Linked DNA regions of Mus musculus: region 1 is linked to region 2. The links are chromatin loops, found by intact Hi-C in ENCODE. Cell type or tissue: left cerebral cortex. All regions are shown on one strand. Links, peaks and the distances in the headings refer to the core of each region. The heading gives the core; the rest is flanking DNA.

Region 1 (3,665 bases), core at 737-3,236, 200 kb before region 2:
ACTGAGTCCTTCCCTTCCCTACCCTTGCCAGAAGCCAACTGTGAGGAGCTACACTACAGCATTGTTATAATTTTTAAGAGTTCTCGCTTCCTGTTTACACTGTTTCTTTTGGGAGGGAGTTGGGGAAAGAAGTTGTCACAGAAACCTTCTGATCGTTCATTCTAATTTTTTTTTTTTGAAAAAGGGTTTCTCTGTGTAGCCCTGGCTGTCCTGGAACTCACTCTGTAGACCAGGCTGGCCTCGAACTCAGAAATCTGCCTGCTTCTGCCTCCCAAGTGCTGGGATTAAAGGCATGCGCCACCACTGCCTGGCATCTCTCATTCTTAACTATAAGTCTGCAGTCATCCACACCCTGGCAGAAGAAGCCCCCTGCCCTGTGTAGTCAGCAGCAGCACAGATCAAGGAAGTCTGGCTACAGCATGGGCCATGGCATCACTATCTGTGGTGGAAAGAAAGAATATGAATTAGAAAAATGCTTCTGTGGGGTTGTTCTAAAGGACGTTTTCTTGGTTGATAATTGATGTGGGAGGGCCCCCTGTGTTGTGGATGAGGCCATCCATGGACTGATGGTCCTGGGTGCAGTGAGATAGCACAGTGAATTACTGGTGGTGGTGGCACTTGGGAGACAGAGGCAGGCAGATCTCTGAGTTTGAGTCTGGTCTACAGAGTGAGTTCCAGGGCTATGCAGAGAAAACCTGCCTCAAAAGTAAACCAAACAAGAGGGGAAGAGGGAAGAGGGAAGGAGGGAGGGAGGGAGGGAGGGAGGGAGGGAGGGAGGGAGGGAGGGAGGGAGGGAGGGAGGGAGGGAGGGAGGGAAGAAGAAGAAGAAGAAGAAGAAGAAGAAGAAGAAGAAGAGAAGAAGAAGAAGAAGAAGAAGAAGAAGAAGAAGAAGAAGAAGAAGAAGAAGAAGAAGAAGAAGAAGAGGAAAGAGGAGGAGGAGGAAGGGGAGGAGGAGGAAAGAGGAGGAGGGGAGGGGAGGGGAGAAGAAGAGGAAAGAGAAGAGGAAGCAGGACGTTTGTTTCCTCTTTGATTTTCTTTTCATTTTCTTTTTGTTTTTGTTTTTTTTTGTTTTTTTTTTTTGAGACAGGGTTTCTCTGTGTAGCCCTGGCCCCTTTTCATATTACCGAGGATCTCTAGAAGGGGGTCCAGGGTGGGAGGCTGTATCCTGAGACAGATCTTCCTTCCTTTTTCTTTTCTTTTCTTTTTTTCTTATTCTTTTTTTTTTTTTTTTTTTTTTTGAGGCAGATCTTTCAACCTGTTCTTGGTGCCTCTTGGTGCCTCAAAGTTGGGTTTTACCTGAAGTGGAGGGGAATCCAGGTCTACCTATTGAACATCACCTGAGATTTCAGCCACTCCCTTCTGTCTCTCTCAGCCAACTGTAAATAGTTCTGCCTTCTAGCAAGGTTCTGAGTTGTATTCTAAGAAAAGAGCCTGCGGTCAGCATGGGAGTTCTTGGCCTGCCAGAGGGCCTAGGAGGACCACTTGGGGACTTGCCCTAAGGGCTGGCCAGAGGTCCAGGCTCAGCCACCAGGAGGCGCATCTGGTCTGAGCTGGGGTTAGCCTAAGGCGTCAGTCTCTGCTGGCATGGGGCTGGTGGAGATCTCAGCTCTATCCATAGTTGTCTCTGAACTGCTATACGGCCAGCTCATGCACTTCAGCACTGTTCCTCTCACCTAGGGTCACTGAACATCCCAGCATATTGCTTCATGTCACCCCAGTTTATTTCCATTTACCTCATTTCACCTTGGCTCACCTCTGAGTACCTCAGTTCACTCGGATCACCTAGTTCTTTGTGCTTCAGTTTACTTCCAATCTAGAAAGATGGAATATGGGGCCTTCAGTGAGTAGCATCCATGCTGGACCCTGACTTGGGGACCTCAGCAAGATGGTGGGTTCTGACTACAGAAGTCCGGGCTTCCTTGGAGCACCCAGGGGAATTTTTGGATGGGGGGTGATGGTGAACACCAAGCCTAACAGGGCTTATACCCCTGTCACAGATGACTAGGGTGGAGTCAGTTAGAAGGCAGGGGTGTGGGAGTACTGAGCGACACCACGCTGCAGGTCCCCACAGCTCCTGAGTGCTCTGACTCAGTGGGTTGGGTCCCCATCTGACCTCTAGAGGGCCTGCTTCCCGGAGACCCCAGTGAGAGGGTCTCACACCTCAAGAGCTCAGTCTGAGCTTGCTACTTTTGGAAGAGCTAAAGGAGACTGGAGCAGTTTTCTGATAAGAACACTAGGGGGCAGTCTTGTGCTTTCTTTCCACTTTTCGCCCTGTAAAGAGAGGTGCAGTGGAGGAATGGGAGTGGTAGTGACAAAGCAGGTGACAGCTCCTCTGTGCAGCACCCCAGTTGTGCAGGGGAGTAGCCCACACTGCTTTATTATGAAAGGAGGAGCTATCCTGTGGATGGCTACAGGCTTTCTTGCACACCTGCAAAGATCACTCCCAGGCTCCTAAGGTTCATCTCCTGGCATACATGCGCATGCACGCACACAGACACATAGACACAGACACACACAGACACACACACAGACACACACACACATAGACATAGACACACACACACCGACACACACACACAGACACACATACCTTTCCCAGATGAGGAGATGGAGGACACACATGTGGAGAAGCTGGTGGCTGGAGTGCAGGGCTTACACTCAGTTATCTGTGGTGGAAACAAGGCAGGGCCAGGTTCCTCCAGGATGCTCACGGTGTTCTCCATCTCGGTGGACACAGAGGACACAAGTGTTAGACCATCTGTCCAATGAGGTGAGTGTGGCTGGTTCACACAGGCTGCTGGGCACAGAGGGCCAGGAGCAACTGTTAGTGGTAAAGCCTGTGTTGGTAGATAAGAGAACTGCTACATTCTCAGTGGCCCAGCACGTGTGCAAGGAGACCTCCTGGCTCCTAGCCACTGTTGGTGCAATTGTCACAGGCAGACGTGGAAATCAACTCCACAATCCTGTGACTGGCTGGGCTTGTTCTCACCTGGAGTGTTGGCTGCAGCGTGGACCAAGGTGCTCATACTCCTATGCACTTCTGTCACCAGCTGCATCTCAGCAAACATCTGTTGGTCAGATAGGTCTTCAGCATAGAGAAGGTCTTGGCACCCCAGGTGCTCCTAGGGTTCTGAGAAGTTCCGTTAGGTCTGAACAATCTGAATAGCCTCTTACAAGGACATGGTGGGCCAATGAAAGAGTTGGAGTGAGGCTGAGGTCCAGTTGGTAGAGAGCTGGCTTAGCATCCATGAAGCCCCAGGTTCAACTCCAATGATGCGTAAACTGGGTGTGGTGGCACATGGTTATAATCCCATAGCACTCCAGAGGTTGAGGCAGAAGAGTCAGGAGTTCGAGGCTATCCTCACCTACATATTGAGTTCAAAGCAAGCCTGGGCTACAAGGGACCCTGTCTCTTTGAAGAAAAAAAAAAACATAATAATGAAAAACAGACTGTATCTTTAAATTACAGAGGGGTTTACCTGTTGGAGCAGTTTTAGGATTACCTCATCCTTTCCCAAAGTTCACAGCGCCACAAAGGTCCTCTTGATGTTGTACAGTCTGAGGGTTTGTGGGTTTGACAGGGGTGTGTGATATATGTCAATCACAGGGCTCCAAGAGCATTGCACAACCATAAACTCTGGGCCTGCTACTCATCTCTTGTGGCC
Region 2 (3,665 bases), core at 678-3,177:
TCAACAACAGAAGCCACCAGGGCTGGGGGTGGGGTGGGGGTGGAGGCAGGTCATATAGAAGGAAGAAGTAAAGAGCTCTGAGGAACAAAAAACCACCTGAGGCCACGAGCCTAACTCAAGACCAGATCCAGCCCTACTTAAGAAGGAGACCGACTGCACTGGGACAAAGCCACCCCCGAAGCCACCACTGTGGCTATCATGGGTGGGCATGAGGCTGGGCTCCTACAGCCACAGAGTTGTTCTGACTTCACAAGAGAAAAACAGGAGCCCAGGCCCGGTGCCTGGAGGTGATGGCTTTTTACTGACAAGGAACAGCAGCAGGCTTGTGAGGCTCCAAGTGAAGGGAGCGACTTTTGGGAAGACTGGAGTCTGCAGCTGTAGGAGTATGCAGATCAGCTCTGTCCCATCTTGCCAGGGTTGGGGGGATCCTCATCCCCTTCTGGGGTGTCAGGGGGTACAGCAGCCTCCAGAATCAGTTCCAGGGCACCGTCACCAGACACTCGGCGTACCTCCTCTCCTCTGGCTGCTAGGATCTCTTCAATATTCCTGCAAGACAGTAAGAGCAGCATCAGCCTTACTCTGGGCTCCCTCAAGGGCATCCCATGGTCATCTTGGGCCTGGAACACTTGTCCCAGCATCCAAGTGACACCAGTACCTTGCAGGCACCTAATGGCACCTTCACCAAATGTATCTGTTAACAAGTCCTCAGAAGCCATCTCTCTCGTACAGTGTACCACCAAGGGCCGTGGCCCTGCCTCTCACCAGGTAACACCCATCCCTGCATTTCAGTCTTGTCCCTACATATCAGAGCTGAGATTTCTCTGCAGTCCAGGTCTAAGAGGCGAACCCTAGAGACCCAAGGCCTGCACACTTATCACAGGCTATCTCCTCTGTGGCTCTGCCCTTACTCCTGCCACTGATCCCTCCTCATAGAACATTAAGAAGGCATCAGGCACAGCCTCCAAACTGACTCCTGGCCCTCCCCACTGCTCTCCCAAAAGTGGGAACACCACTGAAGGCTGCCCCAGTCCATAATCTGACACATACCCTTCCATCTGCCCTGAGTTGGCAGAGGACAAAAAGCCTCCACTAGAGATTGATAAGGCCCCTGGCGAGATCAGAGGTCAGGCAGTGACAGAGGTAGAGCCATAGAACTAGTTTGCCATATTTGGGGCCATTCATGGTTCATCTGAAGTTCAAATTCAACTGCTTCCAGGTCCACGTGGAAGCTGGGCTGTCCAGGTAGAGAGATCCAGGCAATGGATCCAGGCTCACACAGGGCCACAATCTTACTGTCTCCTACCCCTCCCAGCTGGCCTCACCTCTTCCCCTTCAGGTCAGAGAACCAGCTTAGGTTGTCTGCGATGATGTGGTGGTTCTGGCAACCAGGGCAAGTCACGATGACCACGCCCTGGTGATAGGCCAACTTTGAGATGCGCTTGGATGACCGAGTCCCACAGACCTAGCTGGGTTAGAGAGGTGGTCAGGCAAGGCATACACAGGAAAGTCTCTCCCAAGGTCTAACTCCATCCCGAGGGACAGCCTCAACCCTTTCTCTGATGATCCCACCTAGGCGACGGCGTCATTTCTAGACGCCTGTCTCCTGATAACCCAACCTAGAAGGCCCTGTGCCTCATTCCCACCCAGCCATTTGTAAAGACTCCGCCTCCTCCCTGGTCCGAAGGATACTTCCACGTTTCTGCCAGGACCCTACACCAACAGGAAACCAGCCAGCACCAGGTGTTGCCGACAGCGCCCACCTTGCAGGTGTAGACGAGTTGATAGTGGTCCGCTTCCACGCGCCCCAGCGCCGCCGCACGCCCTGATCCCGGCGCGGAGCTCGAGCTCCGCCAGCCCGAGGCCCAGCCCCAGGCCCAGCCCCGAAGTCTCTCCGCGGTCTTTAGGCGAGCCCCCAAATCCCAAAGCCGCCGCGGTCCGGAATCCCGGGTCCGCACACTACGAAGTAGTGTCGGCATGCGGCTCAGCGCTGTCCGCAACATCCCGCCTGCGAATCCTTAGCCACCTTTTCTTGCACCGCCCCGTGAAGCTGCGTCGACCATTTTGGTAACGGGCGCAGCGGCCGGAAGCGGCCCTCTTCGGCTTCCATCCGCCACCGGTGCACTGCTTTCTGTTGCCCCCTGGTGTCGCCCCGCTTGCATATCCAACCAACAGGCTCAGCTCGGTGATTATTTTATTTAGTTGCATTTTCTAATTCTAATACAGTAAAAAAAAAAAAAAAAAAAAAAAAACCGCAGCATCCTTTCACAATTCCACAGATGCTCAGCCTCGGCGCGGTTCGCTAGGAGCCCTCGGTGTCGGTGTTGTCGCTGCCTGTCGTATTCCCGCGATCCCCTTCTCCCTGCCGCCAGCTGTTCTGCATCTTGCGGAGCGCCCGCTTCCTGTGGGGCCCGCAGTGTGAGCAGGTAGGCACAGGTGTCCCACCCGCCAGCCGTCCTGCCCGCCGCCCCACACCTGCGGTAGTTCTCGAAGCTCTCCTTGAGGCGCCGCCGCTCCTTCTCCGGGGGCTCGCTGCTGCTGGGCCCCATGCCCTAGAGAAGGAACGGGGCCGGCAGCTGGACAACGGGGCGGGCAGCTGGACACCGTGGCCTTACCACGGCAGCCCTGGGACTCCAGCAGGTGTGGAGCATAGCTAGCTGGCCGTGGGGTCTGCTGGACTCCGAGATGACTGAGCGTGGGGTGACAACCCCTTTGTAGCCAGGTGAGTGGAAGACTTCTTTGCAGTGAACAGCAGTATGGGTGTCCTTACATTGTCCCCTCCCCTGTCCAACCACCCCACTATCCAAATGTTACATCCTACCCATACACTACCAAAGACCTTGTGATCCCCAGCTGTCCAGTGGCGTCACCCTCCTCCCCAGGATCAGCCATGTAGTAACCAGGGCTCTTGGGAACCCCAATCAGCCTTACATGGGTCAGTGAAAGATGCTCCTTGTTCAGAGCCATAAAGGGCTGCTCTGGGCTCTCCCTGTCTGCCAGTACACCTGAAAGGAAGATCTGTGCTTATGGGGGCCCCATCTGGTATGGCCACCTCCCTCTGCAAACAGCCCAACTAGCATTAGCCTAGGTCAGCCTTACGGGCTGGGACCTTTGCATGAGTCCAGTGGGGACTGCATTTCACAGAAACAGGCTGAGCCCTTGACTGCTACATCAACAGGGCTCCTACCATCAGTCACCCATACCGCCCAAGCTGACTGTCACCAAACACAAGGACAGATGGCTAGGAAAGACTCCAGGTCCCCATGATTATTTGCGAATGCATGCCCCAGTCCATGTCCCTTTTAGCTTGGCAACATTTTTGTGTCTAGTGGTTCCCATGGGTGGTGTGGGGGCAGCCTCAGTGGAGAGCTCAGGGCATCGGGGGCCTGGGTTAGTGCAAGTACACCATATTAATTAGAAGAATAATCATTCCAGGTAGCCAGAGCCAGCATGCCCCAGGTCCTGGGCAAACCAAGGCTCAAGCCTCTAGGTAGAAGATGTGCAGGGAAGGCTATGAACATCAAGAAACAATTATATCCAAGGAGGGCTCAGGGTGTGAGAACAACCCCGTCCCAGCAGCCCTGCCCCCTTCCCCTCTCATTTTCGTTGTGCCTAACTGTTGGCATGCCTTCAAGGGAGCTGGCTGCTCTTGCATCCTTCTCCTTGTG

What was found. A loop is a pair of places that touch in the nucleus more often than their neighbours do. Peaks named below come from ENCODE experiments on the same cell type or tissue, not always from the same donor. Only the 100,000 strongest peaks of a DNase experiment are listed, where the experiment ranks them.
Region 1: it touches region 2 in a loop (2.7-fold over the local background); 1 of 42 quality-filtered maps calls a loop at or near these places.

What each region holds. Positions count from the first base shown.
Region 1 is chr2:26,151,955-26,155,619 of GRCm38, forward strand. No RefSeq gene overlaps it. Among named protein-coding and RNA genes, the nearest start is that of Tmem250-ps, 13 kb to the left of the region's middle. In left cerebral cortex, for the core only: CTCF peaks have their summits at 1,535 (motif pointing right) and 2,228 (motif pointing right); DNase peaks (open chromatin) are centred at 1,529 and 2,255.
Region 2 is chr2:26,350,013-26,353,677 of GRCm38, forward strand. Dnlz (DNL-type zinc finger) reads right to left here and starts at 2,098. Exons shown (of 3, transcript NM_026828.3): 1 at 1,761-2,098; 2 at 1,323-1,462; 3 at 1-546. The coding sequence starts at 2,000. The coding sequence ends at 393. It overlaps Card9 (caspase recruitment domain family, member 9), which reads right to left. Exons shown (of 13, transcript NM_001037747.3): 11 at 2,929-3,002; 12 at 2,473-2,549; 13 at 2,175-2,399. The coding sequence ends at 2,300. In left cerebral cortex, for the core only: CTCF peaks have their summits at 2,145 (motif pointing left) and 2,344; DNase peaks (open chromatin) are centred at 1,622 and 2,097; H3K4me3 peaks cover 2,292 bases; H3K27ac peaks cover 2,046 bases.